5 separate regions of the Mus musculus genome follow, and all the other regions are linked to region 3. Evidence: chromatin loops called from intact Hi-C (ENCODE). Cell type or tissue: heart. All regions are shown on one strand. Links, peaks and the distances in the headings refer to the core of each region. The heading gives the core; the rest is flanking DNA.

Region 1 (6,191 bases), core at 472-5,471, 120 kb before region 3:
GAGGCCTCCCCTCACGCTCCTATTGGTCCCTCCCAGTCATGTGACTCTTCCCATCTCTGGCAGCTGCCCCTGATGATGGATGCTGCTGCTTAGCTGTACCTGTTGGGGGACAAGGACTGCACGGCTCCTAATTACCTCCTTCTAGAACAAGGACTGGGGGCTGGGCTGTGTGAGGCAGCTTCCCCTCTGGGGGCCAGGGCTGCCATCCTGAGCTAGAGGCAGGTGTTTCCCCCAGTGCCCCTGGTGATGGGGTTGCAGGGGCATCAGTCAGGGGTATGAAATGAGGGGAGCTATTCTGCAAGGCTGGTAGTATGAAAGCTTGTCGGAGACAACAGTGCTGGCGACCTGGTATATTGGCATAGGACTTAAAAAATAAATGGCCTCTTCCTCGTGTCCTTCCCACAGAGGGCAAGATCAAGGAGAGGTGTTACAGAGAAATGCCTGGTATAATCAGGGATAAGGCACATTTGAAAAAAAAAAAAAGGCAGACGTGAGGGACTAGGAGCATGGTGGCACTTCTGAGGAGGTGGATCTCCTTCTCTTACCCAGCAGGTCACCCACAGGCCTCAGCTGTAGATAGTCTGGAGTTGGAGCAGGAGGGCATGAGGAAAAGTCCCAGGCTTTTCCTCATGCCCTCCTTTTGTTTGGAAGGGAGGAGTGGGTGATGCTGGCTGTTTGAGAAGGGGGCCTGTCATATGCTGATGCCAGAGGCTCTGGTCTGGGTTGACTTGGGGAGGGAAGACAGACCCCAGGATTGAAAAGATGGTAAAGCTCCTGCTGACTTCCCCCAGGGGCACCAAGGTCTTAAGGGTCAAAAAGCATGTATTCAGCAATTCTCCATGTCCAGAGCTTGAGGACCAAGCAGACTGAAATGGGGGATATGGGACCTCCACGAGGCTTGCTGCTTCTGAGCTCCTGTTATCTCCTAAGTGAGAATCCTGGGAGACTGGGGAAGGGTGAGTGAAGAGCTGGTACCCAACCTGTGTCTGTTCTCTGGGGTGGTAGAGGCTATGGTGAGGCAGATATGATAACTGCTAATCACTGCTAACTGATACAGCTCAGTGATGACTACCCCACCCAGGATTCACTATTTGCAGTTACCTATCTTTGGGGTGAAGGAGAAAGGATAAGGACTAACCTAAGCACCTGGGCAACCAGGTCTCAAAAAAAAAAAAAAAAAAAGGTGGAAGAAACCAGCTGTCCAGCATGGAGGTATGATACTGTTCTCGTGACCACAGTACCTGACAATCGGCTGAAAGGAAGATTTATTTTGACTCGTGGTCTAATCCATCATGGTGAGGAAAGCCTGGTGAATCAGCTTAGTTCACAGTGGGAGGGGTGGGAGGAGGGGCTTGGTAGATGTCCTTCATGTCACAGCAGAGCAGGAAGCAAAGAGGAACCGGTGGCTGGGTATAAACATCCAATATCTTTCCCTTGTGACCTATCTCAACCAGGTAGGTCCACCCTCTGTGCATGCGTTTGCATTCGCACATGTGCAGGTGCATATCTGTTGGTGCATGGTGCACGTGAGTGTATCTGCATATGGAGGTGAGAGGTCAGCTTCTAGTGGCTTTATCTCTTTGAGACAGGATCTCACTGGTCGGAGGTTGCCAGTGACCTAGCCATAGCATCCTTCTCTCTCCGTGTTCCCATTGCTGAGATGGCAAGTGTGTGCCACCACACCTGGCTTTTTACTTAGCTTCTGGGGATTGATCTTAGGTCCCCCACATGTGTGTGGGTTGAGTGCTTCACCGACTAGGCCATCTTGGCATCCCTGGCTAGGCTTACCTTCTAAAGGTTCCAAGCTTCCCAAAGTAACACTACTAGCTGGGCAACTGAGCATTTGAAATGTGTGCCTGTAAGGGACATTTCAGATTTAAACCATGCCAGTGGGTCTCCCTGACTTCAGTGAGGAGTGGAGGGGGGTTGGGCAGGAGGTCAGTCACTCATGTCCCCCACTGATTTCTCTTCTGGATAGTTCCCCAACTCTACTTATATCTTTTCAGTCATGTCCCCACCTCAGAGTTGACACAGTCCCCTCAGTTGTCCTGCCTTCATCAGCAATGTCCTTCCACCTCATGAAGTACTGGACTCTTCACTACTTTTTGGAGGTCATCATCAGACTGAAGGATGGTCAGTCTCCATCTCATGCTGAGGTGGTGTCAGCCACTACTGGCATTAGATTTCGGAGCATTGCCCGGTGGGGGAGATGCTCACTTTGTTCCTGGCTGTGTATGTGTCTGCGGAAGTAACTGCAGAAGCAGACTGGAGTTAGAGCAGGAGGCTGAGGGAGAGCCTGGATACACAAGGTGCCTGGGGACATGGGGGAGGGAAGATGGGGGTGGTGGGGGGTGGTAGTGGTGGTGTGGTGGTGGTGGTAGGGAAGGGTGGTGGCTGCATTCTTGCCCAGCCAGGTATCTAGGAAGATGAGGAGGCAAAGGGGGAAGGGAAGTCCATCACCTCCCCACTACAGCGGGTTGGGGTAGTTTGGTTGGAAGCAGGCTTTCTTAGATCACCAGGCTTATGTGTGCATGTATCTGCATGTGAGAGCACACACTCACCTCCAGAGACAGTATCACACCAACATTCTTGTTGCTTCACATTTTCTCACAGGCATTCTGTCTGATTTGTGAGCTGCTTCCAGGGCAGAGCTCTAATCCTGTTGCATGAGACTCTCTTTCACACCGGATAGAAACCTTCTGTAATTCCCCAGTTCCGATGAAAAATAGTTGACTTCCAGCTGGAATTCACAGCTTTCTCTGATCTAGTCCCAACTTGCCTCCAGCCTTATCACATACAAAGATGAAGTCTCCAATGAAGACTAATTATTTATATTTGCATTGCCTCTGCCTGAGTGGTCAAAGTGCCACTCAATAGCTGCTGGTTTGTGCCTGTCTCTTCCAGGAGGCATAAGGACAGGGTAGAGGAAGCATTTGGTGTTATTTCTCAGGCTATTTCCACCTTTAAAAAATATTTCTTCTTACTTTATATGTGGATGTTTTTTCTGCTTGTCTGTGTAACATGTAGTACCTAGAGAGGCCAGAAGAGGGCACATGATCCTCTGAAACTGGAATTACAAATGGTTGTGAGCTTCTATGAGGTTACTGGGAATAGAATCTGGGTCCTCTGGAAGAGCAGCAACTGCTCTTGACTGCAAAGCCACCTCTCTAACCCCTCTCTAGCCCTGGCTGTCCCGTGAATCAATGTATAAATCATGCTAGATTTAAACTCACAGAGATCCACTTGGCTCTGCCTCTCAAGTGCTGGGGCTAAAGCATGCTCCACTATGCTTAGCTCTCTCAGGTCCCATTTTTAAGGCAAGGTCTTGCTGTGCAACCCAGACTGGCCATGAACTCCTGATCTACTTCCCTCCCTCTTGAGTGCTGGGATTACAGAAGCATGTCGATATACTTGACACCGGTTTGTTTATTTGTTTGTTTGTTTGAAAGGGTCTCATGTAGCCCCAGGCTGGCCTTGAACTTAATATATGACTTAGGATAACCTTAAACTCCTGTCCTGCTCTTATTCCCCAAGTTTCAGGGTTACATGTGTTTATCACCACACCTGGTTCATGCAGCGCTGGGCTTTATGCATGCCTTTTGACTGTTCTTAGGAATTGGTGCTTTGCATTTGGAGAGGGTATGTTCTTTTGGAAGTTGATGTGGAATAGTTCCCTCTCCTTGCTGAGCCTCAGAAGCAGGGCTCCTATTAATTTCCACTTCCCTGGCCTACCATGGTGCCTGGCATCTATGTGTATAACTGGCTGAGAGCCTGACTACAGAGGAGAGCACACCAATGAACTCGTTCAAGTCCCTGCTCTGCTTCTTTCTAGCTCTGTGATCCCCGAGCAAGCAGTTTCTCTGGTCAGCTTTGTAGTTGTACCATGAGGTGCTGGGGCCTCCCTGTTCTGAGATTCTGTGTATCCATGGTGGTAAGACTAGAGACAGGCCCAGCGGCAGACTGACACACAGCCACTTCCTAGAGGGAAGGTTAAGTGGTAAGCCATGGATGGTGTTGAAATTGAGTTGGGCGGGTTATAGATCCAGAGAAAGTAGGTGAGTGTGAATTCTAGGCATATCCGCATGAAATGAGGACACTTTCTTATTGCTTATATTTTCAATTTATTTATATTTAAAAGGTTGAGAACTAAACTAGGCTTGGTGGTGCATGCCTTTAATTCCAGCACTTGGGAAGCAGAGGCAGGGGGAGCTCTGTGAATTTGAGGTCACTTTGATCTACATACTGAGTTCCAGGACAGCTAGGACTATGTAGAGTATTGCAAAAAGCAGACAGACAAAAGGGGGAGCTTAACACACAGAGTACTACAAGACTCCACTATTTGAGGTTTGTCTGGTCCTCTCAATCCCCTCGTGTGGGCTCTATTCTGTTTCTCTTCCCCTTGACAACTGCTGGGGGAGAATCTGCCCTTCCATCCCTTAGAACCAGCCCTGTGACTTGGCATCAGGCCTTCTCAGGTCCCCACTGGGATGCCGGGGCTGCAGAAGCTTGGCAAGTTTCCAGTGGGCGCCCCTGGTGAGGTCTGCTGCTGCTGCTACCTCAGGGACCGGAGTTTCCCATCACCCTGGGTTCCCATACTTCTGTCTTCCGGCCCACAGCCAAGATATCCTGCCTTCCATCCCCGACCCTGACCTCTGGAGCCCTTCTTAGCCTGAGAACAGGCTCCTTGTTTTATCACCCTACTCTGAGAATACTGAGGCTGGAATTCTAAGAGACCAGAAAAACTCTTCCAAAGTGTGAAGAAGGGGGAGGGCTCCTGAGTGAATGAGACCCCCATCCTACATTTCTGCTTCTGACTAGCCCTCATTTTCCCACATCACCCCTGGGAGAGGAGTTGGTGGAGGCTGCAGAGAGTACCCCCAAACTTCTGAGCTTCACATACCTTACCGACAGGAGATGTTCCTTGCAGGGAGCTGAAGGGGAGTCAGTACCTGTGCAAGGCACCCTAGGGTCCTGTCCCTTACATCTCCCACTCTCTTGTGGTCCCTAAGGATCTTGGATATATCCAGAGACCAAGGAGCGGCTGCCCCTCAGTCCTGCTCTAGAGAGAAGAAGAGAAAGGCCATGGGAAAATCCCTGGGAAAAAAAAAGTTAAGGAAGGGTGGTGGCTCCCTCCTCCCAGCAGCCTAATAAAATCCACCTTTGAAGACAGGCAGAAGAACCCAGGGGGTGAAGTTGAGGGCAGAGGAGGGTCTGTGGTTGCTGGGGGCTGAAATTGCTCTTAGTGAGTCCTGGCAAGATCCCAAAAAGGAAAATGCCAGGGCTCTGTAAGTAAAGTTTGGCTGTGAGCATGAATATCAGAGAATCTCATCTTGAGTAGGTGTGAGGGCCCCAGAGGCTGGAGCTGAGTCACACATTTCTTACTTTATGAGATATTTGCTTACAGGAGACCCAGAGAGGGAAAAGATCCAGGCTGAGTCACACAGCATTTGTGTGTTCCTCATTGTTGGCTGGGCCTGGCTTTCTCCTGCTTTCTCTCTTTTCCTTCATATAAATTTAAAAATACTTCTGTTCTCCACTCTCAGCAAACACTATGCTTATTCCAAACACTCTTCCTCCTCAATAGTTACCTGTGAACTTTGACCTCAGGAATCCACTTTGGGGAGGGCACTTGGAGAAAACAAGATAGATCTCCTTAACTCTCCCAAGGGCTTGCAGGTGGCCTGCTAAATTGCCCCTTCAAAGGAAAATTAAAGCAATGTGTGTTTTATGGAGTGCTGTTTTGGGCTGTAGCTAGGGTGGAGTTACAGGCTCAGGACTGAGGCATGTCGGGGTGAGATACCTGGACCAGCAGAGCCCAACATGTCTGCTTCACTCCCTGGTACCCCACTTCCTGTCAGAGTAGACAAGCCCAAAGAACCTACCCCAGGAACTACTTCCTGTAGTATTTTTTTCTCTCACAAGGAAGCCCTGGGAAGCACATGTCCCCTCTGGGGCCCCACCTCTTGGATTTCTGAGACCACATTGCCAGGGTCTAAGCCTGGGATCTGTAACACCCCAGGGTATTTTTCTGACAGGCTGCCAGTGTAGAGAAAAGAGGACCCCTCTGTTTAGGCTCCAGGCCATCTTGCTCTTGGCCCTGCAGTGTTTCCTTCTGACAGTCAAACTAATTTTTTGTTTCTTTTCCTTTTTCTTTTTCTCTCTATTTTTGGCTTTGCGACAGGGGTTCATTT
Region 2 (6,191 bases), core at 544-5,543, 110 kb before region 3:
GGCTTCAAATTGAGAATGAAAGACATCAGCAAAGAGAATGCTTGAGACGGGGCAAGCACTTGAAGCTGAATCAGAAGACTATGGGATCCCAGTTGACAGCTGCTTCCAGGGTTCTTTCCTCCTTGTTTGTAAAGAGGAGATAAACGCATGCGATAGTCCTGATTTTATTAAAAAAGCGCTCTCTCAGTGTGTGTGTGTGTTTGTCTGTATGAAAATTACTCTACAGGAAGCTACTTGGGCCTGAGATTTAATATATACAAACACTGTCAGCTCCTCCCTTCACGTGACAGAGCAAATATTAATATAGCTAGGACAGCAGTCCAACATTAGGTCTGCCACCAACCAGTTCATTCAAGAGGCCTCAGTTTCTCCTGAATCAATCTCCTATGATAATTTATAGAATTCAAGGTCCTTACCAGTGTGGGAGAGGTCGTAAGTTCCAGGAGTCTCCGAGGACTCTAGGGAAGGGCAAGGGCTCCTTGGTGGGAGAACCAGAGGCTTTTACATGACTACGGATCTCAGTCTTTCTAGACCAGACCCCTGGCAGGAAAATGGGCATGTAGCCCACCCCTTGCACAGCCTGTACACCAAGGCTACATTCCCTTCCCCCTTCCCCAGCCACTCAGGATGGAGAGGGGGGTGCCGAGGGGGTGGGAGCCCCCCCCCCAAGTGGCTTTGAGCCGGAGCACAGCAATTACGCAGGAGGATTTATGTCCCTCTGCCTTTAATCGGAAACTCCGTGTCAAGAAGAAAAATCTGCACTGTCCTCTGGCCCAGCTTCCTGCTTTATCATTATTATTGCAGGAAGGTTGATTTGGAAACTTAAAGAAAAGTGGGGTTGGGGGTGGGAGCCACCCGGGAAGGGGAGGTGCGGGGCACAATGATGGCCTTCTTACTGTTGGCCCTGACTTGCCTCTCTCTATTTCCAGACCCTCACTGCCAACAGATGAAGCTGTGGACCATGGTTTAGACTCCAATATCAAGGCAGACTGGAGCAGGGCCAGGGTGCCTGCAACCTCCTTGTCCCTTTCTCCTGGACACCTCTGTCCTTCACTCTAAGCCTCCTAGCTATCTCTTACTGCTATAGACCCTTCTCCTGCGAGATCTCAAACTTTCAGAGATGAGAGACTTTTATCATGGACCCAAGCAAACAGGGGACTCTTCTGCAGCTGTTTCTTTTGTGCAAGATTGTGGGGTGAGCTGTGGCCTTTTAAAGCAAGACCCAAGAACATGACAAAGGACAAAGGGTGAGGCAGTATCTGGGAGTTCTGAAGGGCAGGCTAGAAACTAGAGGGACATTAGGAAGGGCCAGGGCTAAGTGTCCCAGAAGCCAGAACATTGGGAGCCGGGGCGATACTGAGAAAGAGAGGCAGGGCTGGCAGTCACAGGAGATAGCTAAGGTAGGAGGGTCTTGCATAGAGATTCCAGGGCCATGTTAAAGGGAAGGAGAAGTCAGGGGCTGGGGGAACTCTAGGGGAGGAGAGAAGGTAGACTGACCAGACTGGGCAGACAGAGGCTCTTACAAGGATGCTGTGAAAGAGTCTGTCTATTGGTGTGTGTGTGTGTGTGTGTGTGTGTGTGTGTGTGTGTGTGTGTGGCTGGAATCTGCCAAGGAATGGGTATTCTGGCAATGATGGAGGGGGAGGGTAGAGAACAGAGGAACAGCTGGTGGCTGGCTTGTGTGTGAATGTGTGGTGGGGGACTTGGACCAAGGATGCTGGAACCAGTTGCTGTGGTCGGTAATCCTCCCACAAAGAATTCTCCTGGCTAGTCTCTGCTGAGAGGAGCTGCGCTTCCCTCAAAGCACCTTATACTTTGGAAGCTGTCATCTGGGTGATGGGGAGAAGTGAGTCCCAGGAAAGAAGGTCCCCTTCAACCCCCCTGCCCTCCAGGATTTCACTCTAACAGATGGGAAGGGCAAGGATCAGCCTTTGGAGTCAGTTCTCAGACACCGATTCCCTGTGCACACTTCTCAGGGGCCCAGGTTTTACCCCTGCAGCAGGACAACAGCAATAGTTACAGGTCAGGGTGTTACAAGGTAAGCATGATTGTATCCAGCTTTTGAACCTGTCTTGGGACAATTCCTGTGTCCTACTAAATTTCTTTAATAGTATGCATGAGTCCTCCTCTTCTGATCCTCACAACTACTTCTTGAGGGGCTTAGGCAGCTGATATCCTCATGATAGAAAGCATAGCACAGAGGAGCTGGGTGACTTGCCCAAGGTCACACAGCACATCCCATGAGCAGCCAGATGAAGCCTGGGGGGAAGGAAGGGTTCATGATCTTCCTTTGGGTCACCTCTCTCCATGCAGCACCGGGATACGGGGTTAATTTTAGGGCATAGGAAGATTGGAAGCTGAACCACTTCCGATCTTCCTGCAGCCTGGGCTCTGTGCCTCCTCCCCAGCTCCATGAGGTTTTATAGCTGTTTATGAGCAATTTCTGCCCGTATATCACTGGAGATATATGGCCAGGCAAATATTAGGGACTAGAGTGGAGGTTTTAAGAGGCACATTTTATTGCTGCTGAAAGTAGGCATGATAGACAGCCCGTGGAGACCTACCTTCTCTGCTGCCTGGCAGTGGCCGGGTGGTGGCAGCATGGACTGGAGTTCAGCTGAGAACCAGCTGCCAGGCTCGAGTGTATGCTGGCACTCAGAGGTGCCCTAGTAAAGGGACAGACACACTGAAAGGACAGGCTGTGTCTCTCAAGGAGTCATGAAAGTAGGTGTGGGTGTGGGGGGTGCACACGAGGTCAGAGGGCACAGCCTGGCTTGGACAGAACTCTCTTCAAACCCAAGTGGAGGACTTGGAGTTCCTGAGGGTTTCATTCACAGAAATGCAGATTAAGTCAAGACAAGCTTGCTGGGGCTGTGGTATAGCTTTAATCCCAGCACTAGGGAGGCAAAGGCAGGCAGATATCTGGGTTCAAGGACAGCCTAATCTGCATAATGAGTTCTGGGACAGCCAGGGCTACATACAGAAGCCCAGTCTTGAAAACAGACAGACAGACAGACAGACAGACAAGCTCAAGAGAGAACCCTGACAAGGCCAGCCCCTGGGGAAAGGCTGCACCTTTATCTTCGTTGTCTTCTATGAGAGTCTTTAAGACTGTTATCTCATGAAGGAGAGCCCCCTCCCCAAACTGCCCCAGCCGGAGGTGACTGGGTACCATGACCTCGTCTGCTCTAGGCTCCTGTTAGGAGACCCTGGAGGGAAATATCTACTCAAGCAAGCCTGCCCTGTATGGGCTGTTCATGCTGGGGAGCAAGGAGAGGCTTCTTGGTTTGCAGCATATGGAGAGAAGATGTTCGGGGGAATCCTCATTCCTGATTTAAGCAGCTCCGACAGCTTTATGGTGCCTCCTTGAGTGAGCCCCCAACGTTGGCCGTTTAACTTTTTAGCGTCGTTTAACGCTTAGGCTCCAGCCGACAGGCAGGCCTCTCGGCCCCAGAGGCAGATGCACTAAATCAGGACACTCTGAGGCCCCGATAAATAATTTTTACAGGGCACACAGCCCATAGATCACCAATGGGGGAGGGGGAGGCTGTGATATTTCAACCAATCGTCATATGAGACTACCCCATGCTTTGACTCCAGATTGTCCACAAGGCAGTTGGCTTTATAACAGAGGATCCCCGTGAGGGGCTTAGGGAGATGGACCTTGCACAACCTATCACCCCCATGGCCTGGGAGTACGGTGTGTAAGTAACTCAACTTGAGGTTAGCCAGTGAACACCACTGTCCTTCCAAGCCTGAGGAAGAGAATAAACACCCTGCAGCTAGAATGTCACTTTTCAAGCTATACTGTCCTGGTCCTCTGTCACTGTGGAACCTAAGGACTCACAAGAGACCAGCACAGGGCATGGAACTGGAAGGAGGGCCATACAAGGCCTGGCAAGGTGGAAAGGTGGCACTGAGATCAGGGTGAACAGAGACCAGGCAGGCCCCTCAAGCTATTTAAGTCTCTAGGGAAAGAAACAATGGCAGAGACCCTGTTGGGAGTATGGAAGAAGAGAGCCAGGTAATTAGAGGGATAGAAAAATGGATATGAGAGAGAAGATATGTGAAGATTAAGACAGAAAGAAGGGGGCTGGAGAGATGGCTCGGTAGTTAAGAGCGCTGACTGCTCTCCTGAGTTCCCAGCAACCACATGGTGGCTCACAACCATCTGTAACCTGTTACAGGATCCCATGTCCTTAGAGCAACAGTGTACTCATATACATAACATAAATAAGCAAATCTTTTTTTAAAACGACAGAAAGGACAAGGGAAGACCAGTTAGTTACTGTACAGGAAATGGTCTTTCTCTGAGGCCCGGTGCCACGCAGGGAAAAGAGAGCTGTGTCCGAGGCAGGCTGCCCTGCTGCACCCACCAAGGCAACCTTCTGCGGTTCCAAGCTCGGGCTTCCTCTTGTTGGGTGCCCCTCCCTCCGGTGCCCTTGCCCCGTCCCCTCATCTGTAAGGTCCTGAGATTTGCTGGGACACTTAATCCATATGGAGCTGATTCATTCCCATCTAAATCATCCCAGCGAGCTTCTCTAAGAGCCCTCTGATGTGCCAGCCACCATTGCTCTCCCTGGGCAGCAGCGGGCTGGGGGCTGCCAGTAAACAAACCTCCGCCACCATCCATCCATCCTGGCTCTGGCCATCAGTCCTGCCAAGACCATTCATCTCTCCAGCTTTCCTCCCCACCTCCTCCAGCCCTCCCTCTCCTCTCAGTCCCTCTCTGGGTTCCCTCCCCATCAGGCCTTGGCTAGAGTCTCTGCCTCTCCTCCTTGTCCCAGAAGATGTTAAAAGGGTCTTCCCAGCCATCCCCCTTAGTGTAGCAGAAGCCTTACATTACTTCTGGTCCAGCAAGGTGAGGTTTTCCTGGTTCATTGCCTTCCAAGAAGAGAATCGTTCCAGTCTGATTTACTGTTCAGCATTGATGTTCCAGGGGAGTTCTTTCTTCTGTCTACCTTACTGACTTGTGATTCACACGTGATCATATGTCTGGATGGGCATGAGGGCAGGTGATAAGGTCCCTTTCTTCTTCCCTTCCCTTCCCTTCCCTTCCCTTCCCTTCCCTTCCCTTCCCTTCCCTTCCCTTTTCTTTTCTTTTCCTTTCTTTTCTTTTCTTTTCTTTTTCTCTCTCTGTCCCTCCCTCCCTTCCCTTTCTTTCTTTCTTTCTTTCTTTCTTTCTTTCTTTCTTTCTTTCTTTCTTTCTTTCTTTCTTTCTTTCTCTTTCTTTCTTCCTTTCTTTCTTCCTTCCTTCCTTCCTTCCTTCCTTCCTTCTTTCCTTCCTTCCTTTCTTTCTTTTCCTTTTTTTTGAGACAGAGATTCTCTGTGTAGTCCTGGCTGTCTTGGAACTTGCTCTGTAGACCAAGCTGGCCTTAAACTCACAGAGATCTGCCTGCCTCTGCCTCCTGAGTGCTGGGATTAAAGTTATGTGCCATCACTGCCTGGCCAAGGTGATAGGGTTCTACTAAAGTTTTGGAGCCTCTGATATTTACAACATGGCCCTCTATGAGTTAATGTGCTATTTGGGGTACAAGCCCAGTGACATAGACAGCTCTCTCCTCTCTTTCCCTGAGCAAAGTCCCATCCACTGCCAGAGGCACACAGTGAATGTTCAGCATTTATGATCTTGTTAGTGCCCATGAGTGTAATATAACGTAGAGCTTGGAAGGTTTTCATTGGATCCCAGAAGGACAGACTGCAGTACTTCAGTCCAACCACGCTTGTAGTAAATGCACAAGAAAGTTTCTCTCATTTCTGCACTCCTTTCAATCTCCTGTTTATTTTTATTTTCTCTTTTCTATCTCTTCTTTTCTTTTGAGACAGGATCCCGTGGTATTGTCCAGGCAGGCCTTGAACTCCTGACAATCTTGTGGTGATGGATCTTCCTGTCTCAGCCATCCCAAGGGCTAGGATTACAAGTATGCGCTACTATGCTCCATTTATTTCTCTCATTCCCCACTTCTCCTTTTTTGTCTCTATGGCCTCAAACATGGTAAAAAAGTCTCTACCAATGAGCTCTGGAGCTCCAAATAAGCAGATGACATAGCTTGTGCAAAGTACCCTGAATCCTGGTGGCTGTAGGGTGGAGGAGGATGAGCTCGGTGTGTGGGGCCGGCTTACTCCGGCTCTGAAGTAGAATGACTCCATTTTCGGGATCCCTTTATCCATGGGCACTGGCTTTAACATTA
Region 3 (6,191 bases), core at 539-5,538:
ATTCCAGTTAACTGTCCTTCATTGGCTTAGACCCTAGAAGACAGGGAGCAGTCTGTATGTTTTCTCTAAGGCAGGCACACACTGCAGGTTGCATTCACTGTCTCCTTAGTCCCCCTTGCCCCATCCCATATCTTAGAAGGCTGAAGAACATCTCAAACCGTGGCCATTTCTCCTTCCCCAACACCTCTTTACCAAGCAGCACCTACTATTGCTGCGAATCCTTCTGGCATCTAGACAGAGGACTCAACCTTTCTTCTATGTCAGAAAGGACCTACAAGGATGACCTAGACCCAGAAGAGCCTGAATCTAAGTCAGTGGAGCCACAGAGCTACTATTCTCTGGCATAAAGTACAGACTACAGTCTAGAAGCTTCAAGTCTCAAGTTGTTTTAGCCAACGTTGAGAATAGGATATAGAAAAGTCTGGGTAACTTAGACACACACAGCAAGTGGAAACAACAGTACAGGAGTCCTCAAGTGTACTCCCCTTCACCCCAGAGGCCCTTCTTGGAACCATGAATCAAGAAAAGAACTCAGTTCCATTGTTCCCTATTCTTGCTGCTCCTAAAGGTGTTTAAAAATATTTTTTAAGGGATGGTTTAAAGACTGGGCCTCCCAATACATCTCAGAGCCTATTTAGACACATCAATTCAATGCATGCCCTAAACAGACAGAAGTAATTGAATCTTTAGTCCTGTTCTTTTTCTGGCTTTATTTGATATGACAAAATATAGTTTCAGGAAGGGCTTGGAGTCAATAAATAGTTGGGCAACTGCAATGGGGCAGGAAGGTGAGAAAGTCATGGCAAGATATATAGGATAGCAAAAAGCCTCAAAGAACAACTTGCTAGGGTCCAAAGACAAGAGACCCCAATAGTTGAGCTAGCTAGCAGGCTGGAACTGTGAACCTGAGAGTGCATGCAGCAAGCCAGGCTAGGGAAGTTCCCGGGCTTTGGGAAGGGGATTGGAAGGTATAGAGAGCATAGGACAACCTCCGGGGTTACAGGCCCACTTTCACTTATCTCCCTCTTTCATATGCAAATAATTAATGAGCAAAGACAGTTTAGAAGTTACAAAGGTTAGTTGAAAGCACCCCGATTCTAGCTAGTCATAGCCTCTGCCTGGCACAACCAGCCTTCAGCAGGCTGGTCAGCCTAGGCAGGAACAAAGAAGAGGGTGAGGCGGAGGTCGGGGAGAAGGGGTTACAGTCAGTCTGTCTCACCTTAACTCAGGCTAGCTGAACTAGGGCTCGGAGCCGAGAGAGGCAGCCCAGGCTGAGACTTATCCAGTACCCGCCCTACAAGAATGTGCCCCGGGCCTGGGGTGCTCAGCTGAGCTGAGGCAAGACAGGCAGTGCAGGCGGTCCTGCGGAACCCTGGGTCGATGGGGATTCGGAATGCCAAAGAAATGCGCTTTTGTCTGGGAGGCCCGGAGCCAGTGCTCTAGCCTCCGCCTCAAAATCTAGAAGGAGGAAAACCGAAAAGGAAGGGCGCAGGGACCACAGCAGACCGGGGTGCTCTCTGAGGGCTCCCTGCTTCCTCTAAAGAGCTTCTTTGCTCTTCATTTTGGAATCTTTCTTCCACTTCATCCTGCGGTTCTGGAACCAGATCTTGATCTGTCTCTCGTTGAGACACAAGTTGTTGGCAATCTCTATGCGCCTGCGGCGAGTGAGGTAGCGGTTAAAATGGAATTCTTTCTCGAGTTCCAGGGTCTGGTAGCGCGTGTAACTGGTTCGGGACCGCTTGCCATCCGTCTCTGGAACATAAATTCCCCCAAACCAGGGAGGGATGAATAGCGTGCAGCACTCCAACGTCCCACCCTAGTCCCAGGCCCCACCCGTGGTCGGAGGGAGTAGAGGTGAGCGCGGTGGGACAGGCCAGAAGGGCCGCAGGCGGGCAGGCCCGGTCCCGGGAGAAGCGCCTCCGCCTGGGCAGGAAACTTTCCACCGCCGCCTTCACTCTGCGGCCGGAGGGGCTGAGGGGGGATGGGGGGAAGAGGGAGACCCAGGCTCGGACCGAACAATAAGCACCCTCGAGATCCGAGCACCGGGGACCCCCCTCCCGCCCCTCCCGAGTCGCTGGAATCCTCCGGAGCCGCGAGCACTGGCCGAGCCGGCTCCGCAGGGGAGGGAGGGAGGGAGCCGCGGGGGGATCCCCACTCTGGAGCCCCATGCTCCTCACCCTTCAGATCCCTCTATTTTTTTAACTCCCTCCCTCTCCCCCCAAAATTGAATATTGCCTTTTATACACGTTTTGTTCCTATGATCCAATTATGTCGTCGTAAATTTGGGCGCACACAGCCTCTAAGCCTTTTAGTGGACAGTTTTACGAGCCATTGATGCCTGGATCGTAAAATTTATGGCCGCAGGTTTTTTTTCTTTATTTGCCCCGCATGGCCTATAAAACCCAGGCGGACCCGAGCGCGCAAAATGAAGTCCTAAAGTTTACCGTGGCTCATGTGCAGTTTGGTCATCCACGGGTAAATCTGTGGCGGGGCCGGTGGCTGGCTCAGTCCGGCAGGCTGCCCTGTCTGCGCCTGCTCCTCTTTGATCTCCCCACTGCTCTTAGCTCGCTCCTCCAGCGCCGGGCGAGCCGCCTTCTGACTGTACATCCCAGGGTTCAGAGGAGCCGCTTCGTCTCTGCCCAGAGCGTGTCCCGGAGCGGCCGCGGCGCTGCAGGCGGGGCGGTCGGGGTGAGCCCGGGGGTTGGCAGCCATGTCTACCCCGTGGAGAGAGTTGGAAGGCGCAGGCGGTGGGAAAGTGATGCTTAAGTCCAATCCGCCGTAGCAGTACCTGGATGCCTGCACCTCTGAGGCCGATCCATAGTTCCCACAAGTTTGCATGTTATAGGCAGGGATATTGGGGCTCTGCTTATAGAATGAATTGGCTACGTAGGAGCTCATGGCGGGGAGGGCCCAAAAAAAATTTCTGCACCCTTTTTGATTAAGGGTGATTTGTGACTCTTTGAAGTTGAGGGGGTTTTTGTTCTCCAAAGTGCACAATTTATAGGTGGAGATATCTCTTTCTTTATCCTATGCGCTCTTCCCAAATAAGGGAGCCTTAAATAGAGTCACGTGACTGGAGCGGCCACTCATAAATTTGGCTTGATGACCTCCGGGAGGTTAGTGATGGAAGCCGGCGAAACGCATCTTGATATGTTGGCAAAGCCCGGGGGTTGGGGGGGGGGGGATGAAAGAGAAAGAGAAGCAAGGGGGAGGAAAAAAAAATGGTTCTTGGAATTGGGGGGTAGTCGGGACAACGAGCTCACAGCGACACCTGGTGCCGACTCGGAGGAATTTCATCTTGTAGCATCGCTTGGCCTTCTAGCAGTCAGTTTGTGGAGAAGTTGTTGCTTGTTGGACAAACTAACCCATTGAGCTTGTCTTTAAAATTCTGCTTAAAATTGAGAAAGGATGAGGCCTTATTTATGAATTACACCGGTGGTTTTTGAAACGAATAGTGCCAGTTCCCTACCTCCAGAGCCTTCCAAACTTCAATGATGACTGAGAAAGAGAGTTGGGGTAGCTAAAGCCCAGCGTGGAGAGCCAGGAGGACATATCTTGGGTTACCTAAACTAAAGGTCAAGGTCTCTTGCTTGGGAGGATTGAACTCAGTTTTGATAAAGAGAAGCTTGTCTTGTATGCTTGGAAAAATTAACCTCTGGGAGGTAGGCAGGATACCCAAGAGGAGAGAGGGTTCCTGAATGAGCAGAAGCAGCAGACAGGTCCTGAGGCTGAGAGTCCTAGGTACTCTCTGGGATGTGACTGGAGGTGAGGGGCCAGGTGAACTTGGGTAGACTTCACAATGTTAGGAACCCTAACATGTTGCAAGAGGCAACATTCCTATGCATGTAACTAGACACAATGAACTGGAGGGCCCTTCTACAGCTCTGTGTGGTCTTCATGTGGTACCATGAGAATGCCAGATATTTCAGATGACCCCCAAGAGCATAGAGGGGCAAGATTGAAACCTCCACAAATATTATGAGCAAGGCAGAGATAAAAGTCTGCTTTTGTTCTTTTAGAGGTAAGCTCTTAGCCCAGGTTTCAAGATAGAAGGCTCATGGGGAGGTGGGTGGGCAGGCAGGGAGTCGGGCAACCCAGACACAGTCTTTGGCCAGGGTTTCTTCAACCTTTGGGTCCTATCCCCTTTCTTAGTCCCAGACCCTACTCTTTACTGCCCACATTTCCTCAGGAACTGAGGAACTCTCAGTCTCTGCCAGAACTCTCCCCCCAACCCCCGCTGGCCGAGGATCTGGAGGAGGGGGGCGGTGGCAGGGACCTGGAGAGTCTGGAAAACTCAGACCGATTTTTCCCCCTCCGGGAGACCTCCCACCCACACTTCTTCCCCTAGGCCCACTCAGGTTTCTATGCTGAGCCTTGGGGAAAGAAGGCTGGATCTGAAAAAGGGTTAGGGTCCTACTGTGCCCCTCATGCGCCAGGTTTGAGGAGAGAAGAGGCAGGAACCAGATAGGCTGGGCTGTAAGGAAGAAGGACTTTTGTCTGGCGGGTCAGGAGTCTCAGAACAGGCCAGAACTCAGTTTCCAGTCTTTCTCTTTCCAGTCGTCCTTGGATCGCTCAGTCTCTGCGGACGGACTCCTGAGGTCCTTGGATTGCCAGGGAGCCTCAGCCAGGTTTCACAACAGCCGGCCTGGCGGGCTGGAGGCATGCTTGCTAGTTCTCCTTCTCCCCATTCTGCTGGCAGTGGGTGGGAGCGACCCTAGTGCTCGGATCAGGCTCCTTTTCTTGCATTTTGGGCTCAGGGCTCAGAAGCCGAAGATCCCTGGCTGCTACAGGCAGGAAGAAAGGCCCGCGTGGGGCTTGGAGCCCAACCCGGCTCACTCAAGCTTCCCCGCCCCCAGCGAAAGTCCAGGCGGCCCCTTTCCTCTTTTTCTTTTCCGGGGTGTGTGCTGTTCCGTGTAGGGAGGGTCCCAGAGGCCTCTCAGAACCCCATCTCGGTCAGGAGAACCCGGAGACAGAGGCTCAGCGCCTGGCTGCAGGGCAGGCGAGTGCGGAGGGCTGGGGGCTTTGCAAGCTGCAGGCCGCGCGAGAGCTCTGCTGGCAAGCCAGCGGGCGGGAGAAAGAGCAGACAGGCGGATTATAAACTTTTAAAAATAATATCAGTTTTATTAAATATTCGAGAACGGATCCAGAGGTCGGATTTATACAGGAGGATAACACGTAGGGGGTTATTTCTTTATTTATTTTCTCCTACTGGCTAAACAAACGTCATTCACTTTTTTTCTCTTTTTGTTATTTTCCCTCTTTTTTTTTTAAATCCTTTTTTAAATGAGATAGGAACACTGACGGTGCTAAACATAAATATAAATACAGAGACCACAAATACAGCTAGAAATATTCACACAGAAACGGTCACAGTTCGAAATATGCCATAATGACCCCCAGGAATCTTTAAATACAATTTGCCTGGACTGGGCATTTGCTGGGGCAGAGGGACCGGGCAGGGACTGGGGAGAGGCCCTGGGGGTTGTTGCAGGGCCAAGGCGCGCCCTCCTGAGGCCTCCTGCCCTCCGGCTGTCAGGCCGGGCCCTGAGGCCCCCGAGTGGAGGCCCCAGGCCCTGGAGCCAGCTCTCTGCGCCGGAGGGCGGGGGTGAAGGGCGTCGGGGGTGGGGAGGGAGCCTAGGGCTCACTTGGAGAGACATCTGAGGAGTCTGAAGCGAGGTTCAGGTCTCCTAGGCCTAGGCGAGGGAAGGGGCCTGCAGACAAGCCAGGAAGAAGCTAGCGAGGGAGCTAGAGGAAGAGACGAGTGAAGAGTTGTGCAGTGAGGGAGGGGGTCCAAAGCTGACTTTTAGGTCCACGTCTGACTCCCTGTTTTGTTTTAGGAAGTCACAACACATCATTGTGCCAGAGATAAATACAGAGTGTGTGATTCGGGGAGCTGGGATGAGCAAGGGAGAAGAGAGGGGTGCAAGGACAGTCCTGGTCACTCTTTCTGCTTCTCTTCTTCTGTCTCTTCTCGCTTTTCCTCTTTTCCTCCCAGGCTGTCGGCGGTTGCCCCTCCGCCACCCCCTGAGAGTGTGGACGTGAGATTAGATTCTTTTTTCCACTTCATGCGGCGGTTCTGGAACCAGATTTTGATCTGTCGCTCGGTCAGGCACAGAGCATTGGCGATCTCGATGCGCCGGCGCCGAGTTAGGTAGCGGTTGAAGTGAAATTCCTTCTCCAGTTCCAGGGTC
Region 4 (6,191 bases), core at 825-5,824, 52 kb after region 3:
ATTAAACTCCATCCGAGAAGGGTCCTTTTTAAGCGATTGGGCTGGGAGTATTTTTTTAAAGAAGAGGAGCGGTCTATTTTTTTGCGTGCTTGCTAAAGGGGAATCGTACGGGAGGCCGGGAGGTTAGGAGGGATGTGTGTTTGAAATAGTTCTCCATCACTTTTCTTCCAAAGCGAACTAAACTCTCCACCCCTTCCTCAGGAAACGGAATCCGGAGAATAACTTGTCTTTCCGGTAGCTCCGCATTTTTCCCTGGGCAGAGGCTGTGGGCTTTCCATTTTCCCCCGAAAGACCAGAGCCTGGCTGGGAAAGGACTCCAGGGCCGAGCTCCCTGGAGTGGATGAGTGAAGAAGCTGAACCGATTCCTGGAGGCCCTAGCCAGCTAGGATGGAAGATAACTAAGGAAAGAATTGCCCTGATTTCCCCCAACCAGGGGCGGAGAAGAAGACCCAGGGGTGCCTTAATTCCGGGGGTGGGGAATCTGTGGAGTGTGTGGCCAGCAGGGGAGATTTGAAATAGTTTTGTGTTTTCATTTGCAGAGGTCGCCCTGGCTTCAGCCTGGGTGTTATTCAGGGCAAGGTTAGGCTGTTTAGGCCCCAGACCAGACTTGGGACAGTCCGCAGCAGCAGTCAGTCTAGGGAGCCATTTGTCCCCCTGCCCATCCCGCGGGAAACAGCCGAGACTTTATGACCACTCTGTTTGTATTATCTGCATAAGTCTTTCCCCACGAGTTTGATCGAAACCGTTCCCTTTTACGAGGACCCAAAGAAAATTTCCCGTCATATTTATCAGCTGAGGATAAAAATTTAGTATGGGAACTGATATTTCCTCATTTATGGGACAATGAAATTAAAGACCAAAGCAATTGAGAATTATATGGCTTTGGGGGGCTCCCTCCCCCTCTTTCACATCTCTTTTTATTTTCCTCCATGGTGTGCCTGTCCCTGGAGTCTGTCTTCCCAAAATCCTGCCCATGTCCTCGGTTTGGATCCTGGTCATGAGGGTCCTTTCTATAACAGCCAGGTGCTGTATTACCTCGGTACTTTCCAGCTTTAATCTCAACGATAGAAGTCTTAGAAGCCGGGGAAAGAACATTGTCTCCATCTAGGCTGTGCTGTTAAGGCCAAGTAGAAATCATTGCGGGAAGAGATTTACAGGGGGCAGTGGGATTTGAACCCAGACAGAAAGAAGGTGTTGAGAGTCAGAAAATTCTAGAAAAGTCCTCAAACAACATGCTACAAGACAGAAACTGGCTAGCTATCAAGAGAGAAGCAAAGTTACTCAGATTCTGGGCCTGTCTCCTCTACAAACCAGACCCCTATTCCAAGCCCACCTTCAACCTCAGCTATGGGAGGCAATGGAGTTGCTTCAGGATTCTTAACATTATTAGTGGAAATAATACCCTCAGGAGAAATGCTTCCTGCTTCAACTCCCACTTCCTCACAAGAACGAATAGTGTTTAAAGTTGAAATAATTAGAAGTATGATAAACACGGCCCATTAATGAAACAAGAAATCAAATTCATCAACCTAAGTGGGACCCCCGTTGGGACAAATGTTTGCCTCTAATTACTCAAGATAAACGAAAACCCAGAGCTGTTAAGCAACAGCCCGCTAGCTTGCTCGGACGCGACCGAATAACTTGTTGGCTTTTCCAGGACTTTGGGATCTGTATTAATGGAGGTAAACGAAAGAAGAAGTGAAAGTGAGGGCCGGGACAGAGAGCGCTTGTGTGGGTCCAGGAAAGTCCTGTCTCTAGCCCTGCCCCCTTGGGCTCGCCTTTCCCGAGGCCACGAGCAAAGGCAGCTTCCGTCCTATTGTCCCTGCCTGGCGTTCAAAGGCATGCGTGCCGCCTCAGTCACCGGGTCTGCCGCCACAGCCAGGCGCCCGCTGGCCTTACCCAAAGGGTACCCTTGTCAACTGGATTGGGGCCCAGTTGAAAGTCTGTGTCGTGAAAGTCACCCCGGGGTTTTTGTTTTGTTTTATTTTTTGTTTGTTTGTTTTTGTTTCTTAGGAATCTCCTCAACTTCCCCCAATGCAAACAGCCTTGCACTTAAGCCCCACTCCAGAGTCCTCCTTCTTACCTCAACTCGAGGAAGTGAAAATTCCGGGGACTGCAGGCCAAAGTGGGGCTCAGGCTGTGCCCATCTCTCAATAAATCCCACCCCCTCCCTAAGAGAAAGCCCAGGGCTTTTTCACTCTTCCCGCCCTGCGTCCAGACACTGAAGGGCAGTCCGGCTGAGCTAGGCCTTCTGATATTTTTGGGTCTGTGAGCAAGGGAGCAGAAGAGGGCTCAGGGGTTCCTGGCTGACTCCAGAAAGGCCCTACAGTTCTTCGGGGACAGATGCCATGAGGATCCCAGTGAATTGATAGGAATAAAGGTTAGGATCTTTTCGGCTGAAGCCCTCAAATCGCCCAGAAGCACCCTGTTTTCTTCTCTGAAAATTGTCGGAGTTTCCCTGAGAGGTTAAAGATGACCTGGGAACATCTGAAGATGAAGAGAGAGAGAGGAAGAGTGTCTCTCCTTGTGGAATAAAAATAATTAAATGCAATTTTAAAATATGCACGCTGAAACCTCTTCAAGCAAAAAATGGAAAGCAAAATTACATCACTGACTCTTGGGATTTTTCTCCTTGTTCTGGATGCCGAGATTACTCGTTCTTTTCTCAAATCTTGAAGGAACAATTCTCTTTTCTTCTAGAGCACCAAGCCCTGTCCCACTTGAATTGAGAGCAGGGAAACTCCAAGCAAAATGTGGAATTCTCAGAGGTCCAGGGAAGAAAGGTTCAAGCAGGTAAAGAGGTGAGAGGCTGAGGACGGATAAAGGGGCTTCTGTTCTACTTCGGATTCTGCTGCCACTCTGGCAGGCAGGGCTGCCAGCGGACTCGCTCTCACATCTAGACATCGTACACACTTGCACCCAGAGGCTGTGGAGTATACCGGTCTATCCACATGTCCGTCTTGCATTTAATTGCAAGTATACAGCCTCAAATATTAACTTCTACCCAAAGCGCTTCCTGGATCCTTGAATTCCAAAGTTCGCTATCCTAGTCAGTCTGACTGCTTCCCGGCTCTTCGGAAACCGACCAGTTATTTAACTTTACTTATGGAATTGAAACCAGACCACACACACCCCAGAGAGACGCATTGGGAGGAGGAGCCCAAGGGGAGGGTGACTTGGGGGAAGACCCTGGTCCCCACTTTAATGGTTTGTTTCTGAGTTACTCCAATAGGTCAGATTTCCAGTCAGTGTCGACTGTGGTTGGGCTTCTTTACTCCTGAGGGTAAAAAACCGGATTCTCCTTCACTAGCTAAATTTCCCTTTTGAAGGTCTGTTTTGGTTTTGTTGTTGTTGTCTTTATTTTTCTTTTCTTTCTTCCTTTCCTTTCCTTTTCATTTTCCAGCTTTCTCTTCTTTTTCTATTTTTCTCCTTCTTTTTTCTTTGTAATTTTCCCCTCAAGATTTTAATTTATTGTTCCCTCATTTTCATTTTCTTTTATTATAAACTTTATCCTTTGTTTTCTTCTTCTTCTTCTTTTCCTTCCTCTCCCCCAAGGCTTTCTTATTTTTCTCTATTGTGCTGTGTTATGTGAGAAGGAAAATGACAAGTTGGATCCTTCTTATTCTAGTTGCTCGGGCTTGGAGTTGACCTTCTGCCTTCAGGCTCGGCTCAGCTCCTCACAAGGCGAAGTGTAGAACAGTCAGCCAGCAAAGGTGGGCAGGCCTCAGAGTCGCCATTAGAGGGATGGGAATGCCGACTCAGAAGCACACCTCCCCCTACCCCACCCCCAGTCAGTGCCAAAGGCTCCTTGATCCTTGAAATGCCTGGCTCCATGTCTTCATTTCATCACACTAAAGAAACTTGGTCCACCAGACCCACAATTAGAGAGAACTTCCCTTATCTTTGTTCTGCCGGAACTGGAAAACTGCATAGACTAAAGTTTAGCTCATTTATGCTCTCAGCACTGGCGATAGGAAAGTGAGAGAGTGAGGCTCTGTCAGAGAGGGTAGAGGGCAGGTCCAAAGGGTCATATGTAAGTTGGCATTTCAAGGCCATGTCCCTACACAAGTACTTTTGTTCTCTATAAAAGACTCAGGAGGACTGTAGCCCTGCCTGCCGCCATCTCCTTTGATTCTGCAACAACTGTAACCTCTAGGCAAGAATTTCCTGGCATTTGGATTTTTTCCCCCTTAAACCCCACAGGGATCAGGGATAGGACTGTGTGTGTGCAAAAGTCTCCACCCCAAAATTAAAAGTTTGAGCCAGAATTATAGAACTTCACTACTTCAAGAAATGGATGGAAGGGGGGAGGGAGGGAGGGAGGGAGAGAGAGACAGATAGACAGACAGACAGATAGAGACAGAGACAGACACACACACACACACACACACACACACACACACAGAGAGAGAGAGAGAGAGAGAGAGAGAGAGAGAGAGAGAGAGAGAGAGAGAGAGAGAGAGAAACAGGGAGAGAAACAGAGAGAGACATGCAGAGAAATAGAGCCTCCCGCAACAGAACATGATGTGATGGGGGAAGTCTTGTCATACTGCAGACATTTTACAAATTTTGTGGATCTAGAAAGAGTACAACTTGCATGGTGGATAGGGCTTTCCTGAATGCCTGTGGCTTCTGTTAGCTGGCTGTCTCCAAAACCAGGTCCTGAATAGACCTCAAGAAGGATTGGCCTGACTTTCAAGCCCCCCTTTTTTTTTTTTAACTTTTTTTTTTTCCAGATATGATTAAGCCTCAGGGCTCAACCTTCTCTCCTTCTCTAGAATTCTATCCCGTGGCAAGACCTAAACTAAACTTTTTTTTTCTTCAAGGAGGGGGGCGGGAAGAATCTTGTAAAAATTTTATGCCAAACAAAGTTATAAAAACTTCCAGGGCGTTGCCTTTTCTAAAGGTTTATATGAATAATAAAGAGTGTAGTCGCGTGCACACTATACTGGCCAGCTCAGAGCAGGAAGGGTTTAGTAAACAGCGTTATCCATCCCCAGGGCACCAGGAAAACCCCAGGGCTACCCACTTCAGGGAATATTGTCCTGGAAAGAAATTGACTACAGATTCCTATGAGGGGCGGGAGGATTGGGGTGAGGGAGGAAGAGGCAGTGCCCTTGACTCCCTTGAAGTTCAAAGTTTTTCCTTTGCCTTCTTGAGCAAAGTCCTCTCTTCTGTCAGCTTCTCGAGAAATGGGCTCAAGGTAGTTCCTTCCCTTCAGGTTAACTGTACAGGGTAACTCCAGCTCTCTTCACTCTCTGGCACCTGGGCTGCGCTGCCGCCGCCGCCGCCGCCATTCGTGCTTTCTCCCCAGCCCACCGCCTCCTTGAAGAGCTTTCCAGTCTTTCATTCTGGGAGTCCTGAACCCAGGGGCTTTCCCTCAGAGTTGGGGTGGGAGGCCCACCTTCAAGGCACCTCTGCTTTGCATTTCCCAAGCCACCTAGGGTCTGAGTGACAAAGAAACTCCAAATCCAAGCCTACTTTCAGCCAATTTCTCATTTCAAGCGCCCCTGACTCCCCTGCACCCCCAAAGCCCACAGTGGAAAGGGGGTGGGGCCCAGAGAGCTCTCTCAGCCCACACCACTTAATACCCTTGTAAACTCCCACGTGCGCTATAAACTTGGATTTTTACAACCAACATTCCTCCTTAGCTCCAGGAAACTTTGAACTCGGCCTCTGGTTTATTTACTTGGGGGTGGGGGTGGGGAGCTGAGAAAGGCAGGAGGAAAGGAGGGAAAATGTGGGGCAAAGGCATGATGGGGTGGGGGCGCCTGGGGTGTGTTGGAAGAGCCAAGACCATCCACTGGGGGTTTGTTTACTGTTTAGGACGGAAGCATTTTCTAACACAGGCCAGACTGGGTCGTTAAGGGTGAAATGAAACTGGGTTTAGAGGCTCAGGGACGCTTTATGGCGGCGTCTAGACTGCGATCTTTTGTTCCAGGGCAGCGTTGCGGCTGGAGGGGATTACCCCAAGGGGTTGAGCCCAGAGTGCCCCTGCTAGCAAGGGGGGGTTGGACATCCAAGGAGTATGAAGGTGGGTTTGCTTGGGGACTAGACACCCTTCCCTTTCTTCTCTCCTTTTCTCTCCTCTCATTCCTTCCTCCCTCTCTCCCTTTCCCCCTCTCTCCCTCTCTCTCTATGTCTCTGTTTCTCTGTCTCTCTCTGTCTCTCTCTGTCTCTCTCTGTCTCTC
Region 5 (6,191 bases), core at 511-5,510, 150 kb before region 3:
CTCCCAGATCTGCTCTGCTACTTTGCTTTTTTTTTGGACACAATGTCTCATACACAGCAAGCCCGATTCAAACTCACTACTAGCTGAGGATGACCTTGAGTTCTTGATGCGCCTGACCCCACCTTTCTCTGCAATCTCTGGATCTCAGGTGTGAGCCACCATGCCTACTCTGCTATTTTCTTTCTTCGTTGCTGAGGGTAGAACCTAGGACCTGGAACCTGCTAAGGCAGGGCTCCGCTCTTAGCACCACCTCAATACCACACAGGGATTCTCTATATACTAGACACGCAGGCTGCACCCTCCAGTAACACACACACACTGGCAGAGCCATGAGCCCTAAAGCACTAACAGACATATACTGAGCTATTGGTTCCAAAGGTCACCAGCCTGGTACAGACTGAGAGAGGGGGGAGTCCTTCCAATGGAGTGGGGTGGGGGCTTGGAAAATGGAAAGAATTCCAGGCCAGAGACAATAGTGGTGTGGCAGTGGAGATGAGAAAGGCCAAATCTGGATGGGGAGGGCTGAGAGGGAGGTGAATCCAGCTAGAAGCACTTCTGTGGTGCCGGGTGTGGGAGGAGACTCAGTAGAGATCAGCGGCTCTTGCTGTCATGCTTAACCCTGTTCTGTAAGCTGTGGAGTGGATTATAGAGGTGAGGAGAGGATTATTTGTGTGTTCCGGGGTGGGGTGGGGTGGGGGAGGCAGGGGTTGGAGGACACCACATGGGACTGGGATGATGTGGGCAGAAAAGGGAACAGGGAGGCTATGGAAGAAGGCTGGTGACAGAACAGGATTAAGTGTGGCCTTCAAGTACCACAGGAGGACTCAAGTCTTCCTTTGTGTCTGGCTGGTTGTGGACACAAGCAGGGTGATTGGGTGACGGTTAGGTGGCATGTAGGGTCTCAGAGCGCCTTCCTGCTTGGCTTAGTGCCTCCCTCCCAGGCTGACCTGCCTTCCTTTCCTAACTGCTCAGCTCAGCTCTACTGTGGAGATATTCTCAGGCTGCAAAATCTAGCATCCATTTTTCTCACTCCAAGACCTGGGTATCAGTCCCCCAACCCCAAACACTGTCTGATGTCTGTGTGGTCCATTCAGGGTAACTGTTTTGGACAACTATAACACCACTCAGACAGATTATGCAGCCTCCTGCCCTCCCAGACATCTCCTACCATAGCATCAAGGCAAATTACTCAGTACCCCCTCCCCCAGCCCGGGGCTCTGATGAAATCCGATTAGTGAGAACTGAGCCTCACTGAGCTGATGGCTCCTCCGATAATTGCTTCCCAAGTAAGCAGTGTCAGCTCTCTAGCTGCCCACCCCTCTCCTGGGTTTCAAGGCATCCAGAGCCAGGGGACTGGGGACACCTGAGCTGTAAGATTAGGAAGCTGCCACCTGCCTCCAGTTAAGTGGGGTTTGACCCAAAAATTTGGCTTCTGTGGTCTTGGAATTGAGGGTCAGGGTAAAGCCTTAGCCAACGGAGGCCCACATTCCTACCTTCTCACTTTTTGGGTAAATCGGTGTACCCATTTTTCTGCAGGATAGAGGAAGGTAAACACAGAGACCAAAGGCAAGGAAACGGCTTGATATGAACTCAACTGCCCTGCTTCCTCAATTCTTGGAGGTAGGTGGGAATTGGGGGCTTGGCCTGCAGGCAGCTTCCTCTACTCTAGTCTCCTATCCACCAGGCAACCCAAGGAAGGTTAAACTCCTGAAGAACTGGAGAGTCCTGTAACAGATGCCTTTGGAGGCTGATCAGCCTCTGTGAGTTCTGAGCCAGAGTCAAGGACAGACTGTTGGGGTGCAGAGGCCTGGGTTCCCCTACATTCTGGGCCTGCCCTCCTCCTTTTCAAAACAGCACATTTTGTGGGTTTGGTGTCTGTTTGACATTTATTTACTTATGAGTGTGTAATCATGTGCCATCATCACCTTTTGTAGAGGCAAAAAAGACTGCTTTCAGGAGTCAGTTCTCTCCTACCATGTGGATTTTAGGGATTGAATTGAGGTCATCAGGCTTAGTAGCAGGCACTTTTACCTGCGGAGCCACCCTTTTCTGTCTGTGTTTTTTAAAAACACAGTCTAGCTCTATAGCCCAGGCTGGTGCCAAACTTGTGATCCTCCTCCCTCAGTCTCTAGTGCTGTTATTATAGGTGCATGAAACCATACCCAGCAAAAAGGGCATTTTATGTGCCTGCTAATTCCTCCTTGTTGCCTTTTACTGCAAGTGTGTGTGTGCACATGCACACTTGCATTCGTGTGTGCATGTGTGTGTGTGTGTGTACAATTGAATAGAATCCAGGACTTTGTGCATGCTAATCTGTAGTTCACCACTGAGTTATACCCAGTCCTCCTTCCTTTTTTTGACTTTTCATTTAGTCTCCCGACCTTCGGAAACTGAACTCCCAGTCCCCACACCTAACTCAGGCAGGGTGTGGTCTCTGATGGACTTTCCAGGGATGAGTTGGCTAGTACTGTACTGTGCCTTTGTGTCTGGCCGGGAGGTTGAGGGTTCAGCCCAGCATCCTCTTTCAGGCCTGCCAGTAGCCATAGCAACCTGTGTGACTAACCTTCACACAGCCCCTTTTGGGACAGGCCTTAATAAAGCACTTTGCCAGTTAATTTATCACGAAAGACAAAGAGATTTCAAGGATTGTCCCATTTTACAGCTGAGATAACCGAGGCACAGAGAAGTGAAGTAACCTGCCTGGACGTCCCCATTAGTAAGCTGAGAGCGTGACAGCAGATCAAGCCCTGATTCCAGCTTTCATTCTGACCTGGCTGTGAGAGAGGGGATTAGAGTGTGGAAAGAAAGCTCCAGAAAGTCCTTTGGAGTTCCCCAGGGAAGTGGCCAGGTGACACCTGGTACCCGGAGAGGGGAAAACGTGGCTTGCATTCATCCAATAGGCAATTTTAAGCTTTGTGCAGCAGGAGCCCTTGGCAGGAGAAAGGCTGCCTGGCCTAGAATTCCTAGCGAAGCAAAGCTAGCTCCCTCAATGGCCGATAGATGGCGCTCGTGGCCCAACACAGCCTCTGCAGCCTGCGGAAACCCGAGGGAAACAAGAAAGCAAGTTAACCCTTCTGCACCCGGGAGGCGAGTAGAGGCTGTGGGGCCTCAGAGGCCCCTTCACAGCTTAGAGCGCACCTGCTAGCTCTTTCTTGGCTGCGGCCAGAATCTACTGTCCCCCTTATCTCACAGGACCAACAGACATTGTCAGCCTGTCCGTTGGAAGCTTCTGGAGGGTCAGGAGACTAGGGAAGGGCTATGCTCACCTTTCATCTCTGGGTCTTGTTTCTAAGAATCTTTAGCAGAGCTCCATGAGAAGGCAGATGCTGAGGGGTATAAATTGAATTGGGGGTGGTGACCCGTATGGGACTTCAATTCTAGCACTTGGAAGATAAAGTCAAGCAGATCTCTGTGAGGTCAGTCTGGTCTCGGTAGTGAGTTCCAGGGCAGCCAAGATGAGACCTTGTTTCAAAACACTACCACTACCACCACCACTACCACCAACCCCTACCCCTGAAGCAGGAACAAAAACCCACTGGAAGAATCGGGTAAGCCAAAAAATTATGGGGGACACAGGTATCTGAACGGAAAATGAAGTCTATAATTAATTCCTTGCATCCTTCCACCAACTTCTTTTTTCTCTTTTCCTTTTTTTAGACAAGATTTCACTTATCTCAGGCTGGCCTCGGATGTGATATGTAGCAGAGGAACTTCCTGAATTTCTGATACCCCTTCCTCCTCTCCCAGAGCTGTGGTGTTACATACAGCCCTCCTGTCTCAACAGGCTCTTAGGATTCTTAAATAACAAGACAACACTATGGTGAGGTTTTGTTTGTTTGGAGACAGGAAAATGTGCAGAAAACAGAGATAGAGAGTCCTGTTCACGAAGTTTACTTTTCTTCATTGCAGAGGAAGTAGAGATATTGAGGTGTGCCCAGGGGAAGATAGAGGCACCTAGAGACAGAAAGCAAGCCATGGAAGAGGTGAGCGACAAATCGTACAGAAAGAAAGTGGCAAGACCCAGAGGGACAAGGCTGCTGTGCACTACAGCTCAGCAAGTAAGGGGCAGCCTCGATGGAATACAGGTGAGTGATTCCTCACCTTGATGCTGGATGGTCACTACTCACAACAGCTGCACCCACTGCTTTTATCTGGATGCTAGAGCAGTCTTGGGAAAGGCATTGTGTTCTGGGTTCCCTGGTCTTCTTCCCTAGCACCCATTGGGGACTTTGCTTTGGTGATGAGAGCCCTGGCTTCCCCCGGCATGAGTATTGGGGAAGGCAAGGGACCCAGAAGATATCTACCCATGGAAGATTCCAGTTGAGTGAAAAGTCACAGTGAAATGTCCAGTTAGATAGGAACAAAGCAGGGTGTGAATGGCTTTGGAAGTCAGTGCTGAGGGGCTAGTTAGGTGCAATTAGGGATTAAAGTTTGTTGGAGAAGGCTTCCTGGGAAGACTATTGTAGGAGAGTCTGGAAAGATGGGATGTGTTATTTATATATGTCTACTTATGAGGGCCAGGAGACATAAGAGTTGGTAAATAAACAAAAATCTGAGTCAGGACGATCTTCCTTACTAACCTGGGTGGGCACCACCAACCTGTTCAGAGTCCAGTGCAACCAATGACTAAGGAAGGGCTCTTAACACAAAGGGCTTCCCTGGTTCTCCAGCTTACAGGCAGCAGGTCCCATAGGGCTGTGAGCGTATTTCCACAATACATCTCCTCACATTGATAAAAGGATGGTTTTGATTTTGCTTCTTGGAGAAACCCAATTCAGGATACAGGCTGGCAGATGTCAAGGCAAGAGAGAAACAGATTAAAATGGCGAGGCTGTGGATTTAGATGCTAATGCTAACAGGGATGTTCACTGTCAAAGAGGTAGGTGCTGAGAGAAATGCCTTCGTGGATATTTGTTTGGTTGTTTTGTTTTGTCGAGTCAGGGTTTCTGTGTAGCCCTGGCTGTCCTGGAACTCACTCTGTAGATCCGCCACAACCACACGGTTGCCTCTTTGGATGTTATGTAAACAGTTAATGGCCCTTGGAGGGCTGCAAAGATGATGCCTTATACCTCGGGGCAGCAAGAGGGAAAGGTCTCTGGTGGATGAGGTATTGGGGATGGCTGCAGAGTCCAGATGGTTGTGACGTCTTGATGTAAATCATATTATTAAACTACAATCCCCAGCGACCCGTGGAACTCTTTTAGCGAGTTTTCCGGGGATTTGGCATTTCCGGCGGAAGCAGACGTCGCTAGCCATTCTTCTTATTTAAATGCTGTCGACTACAACTCCCAGTGCCCTCCGCGCCAGGACGAAGAAAGGAAGCGGAAGCTGCATGGGGAGCTTGTGCAGGTGAGGGAGTAGGGGGCTGGATCTCTGGGAAGGGCGGTGGGGGCTCTCGGAGTTCCGGAGAGGTAGCCGCTCTGTGACTCCAAGGCCTACAAGGGGCCCCTGTGAGCCCTGCAGCGCTGTTTTGATTTAAATCCTGTGGATTTCTGTACCACCTACAAGGGACAGCGGCTAGCTAGTGGCTTGGATTCTTATTTTTGTTTTAGGTTTATTTATGTTATTTTTTATATATGGGTGTTTTGTCTGCACACCAGAAGAGGACATTGGATACTATAGGACTGCAGTTTGACTCTTGCAAGCCGCATTATGGGTGCTGGGAATTAAACTGAGAACCATTGAAAGAGCAGCCAGTACTTTTACTTAATGAGCCTCCATCGCACTGTGGCCTGGATGTATCTCAGGGTTGCCCTTTGTTTTTTAATGTAATTTGAAATGTGTGACATGTTTCTTAAGGCATTTTGCTTTTTGAGGGGAAAAAATGCACACACACACACACACACACACACAAAAGGCTCCTGATCTTCTCATCTTTCCGCCTCTACCTCCTGAGTGCTGAGCTGATAGATACGAGCTTCTATACCTGGTTTACAGTGCTGGGGATTGAACCCAAGGCTTCATTCATCTTTGGTATACACTCCACTGAGTTGCAGCATCAGGCATTGAGCTTATGGCTGTTGGTGACTTTAGGGAGGACTGTCAGACTTCCTGCTAGGAATTTTTTTTTTTTTTTTTTGATTTTTTGTCCAGGACAGCAAAGCTCAGATTATATCTGTCCTCTTAGCTCTTCATGGCTTATCCCAAACCTGTCTTATATCTTATTTTGGAGTTATCCCCCCAACATATGA

What was found. Peaks named below come from ENCODE experiments on the same cell type or tissue, not always from the same donor. Only the 100,000 strongest peaks of a DNase experiment are listed, where the experiment ranks them.
Region 1: a loop joins it to region 3, with 3 times the contacts of the local background. A loop is called at or near these places in 17 of 42 quality-filtered maps.
Region 2: a loop joins it to region 3, with 9 times the contacts of the local background. A loop is called at or near these places in 17 of 42 quality-filtered maps.
Region 4: a loop joins it to region 3, with 1.9 times the contacts of the local background. A loop is called at or near these places in 3 of 42 quality-filtered maps.
Region 5: it touches region 3 in a loop (7-fold over the local background); 25 of 42 quality-filtered maps call a loop at or near these places.

Annotation. Positions count from the first base shown.
Region 1 is chr15:103,127,809-103,133,999 of GRCm38, reverse strand. All of the region lies in intron 3 of D930007P13Rik (Riken cDNA D930007P13 gene), which reads left to right. Among named protein-coding and RNA genes, the nearest start is that of D930007P13Rik, 16 kb to the left of the region's middle. In heart, for the core only: a CTCF peak has its summit at 3,042 (motif pointing right); no DNase peak of the experiment used is centred there; H3K27me3 peaks cover 4,731 bases.
Region 2 is chr15:103,118,031-103,124,221 of GRCm38, reverse strand. It overlaps D930007P13Rik (Riken cDNA D930007P13 gene), which reads left to right. Exons shown (of 7, transcript NR_045743.1): 7 at 930-1,152. Among named protein-coding and RNA genes, the nearest start is that of Gm28876, 17 kb to the right of the region's middle. In heart, for the core only: a CTCF peak has its summit at 2,586; a DNase peak (open chromatin) is centred at 2,621; H3K27me3 peaks cover 4,717 bases.
Region 3 is chr15:103,010,789-103,016,979 of GRCm38, reverse strand. Hoxc6 (homeobox C6) reads right to left here. Exons shown (of 2, transcript NM_010465.2): 2 at 5,099-6,191. The coding sequence ends at 5,939. It overlaps Hoxc5 (homeobox C5), which reads right to left and starts at 2,972. Exons shown (of 2, transcript NM_175730.5): 1 at 2,445-2,972; 2 at 1-1,752. The coding sequence starts at 2,898. The coding sequence ends at 1,538. Mir615 (microRNA 615) reads right to left here and starts at 2,070; the gene lies at 1,979-2,070. In heart, for the core only: a CTCF peak has its summit at 3,301 (motif pointing left); no DNase peak of the experiment used is centred there; H3K4me3 peaks cover 2,707 bases; H3K27me3 peaks cover 4,795 bases.
Region 4 is chr15:102,959,490-102,965,680 of GRCm38, reverse strand. No RefSeq gene overlaps it. Among named protein-coding and RNA genes, the nearest start is that of Hoxc10, 4.2 kb to the left of the region's middle. RefSeq lists an enhancer at 4,589-6,191. In heart, for the core only: no CTCF peak of the experiment used is centred there; no DNase peak of the experiment used is centred there; H3K27me3 peaks cover 4,762 bases.
Region 5 is chr15:103,162,430-103,168,620 of GRCm38, reverse strand. Smug1 (single-strand selective monofunctional uracil DNA glycosylase) reads left to right here and starts at 5,337. Exons shown (of 6, transcript NM_027885.3): 1 at 5,337-5,349. In heart, for the core only: a CTCF peak has its summit at 2,994 (motif pointing right); DNase peaks (open chromatin) are centred at 3,020 and 5,290; H3K4me3 peaks cover 903 bases; H3K27ac peaks cover 979 bases; H3K27me3 peaks cover 2,756 bases.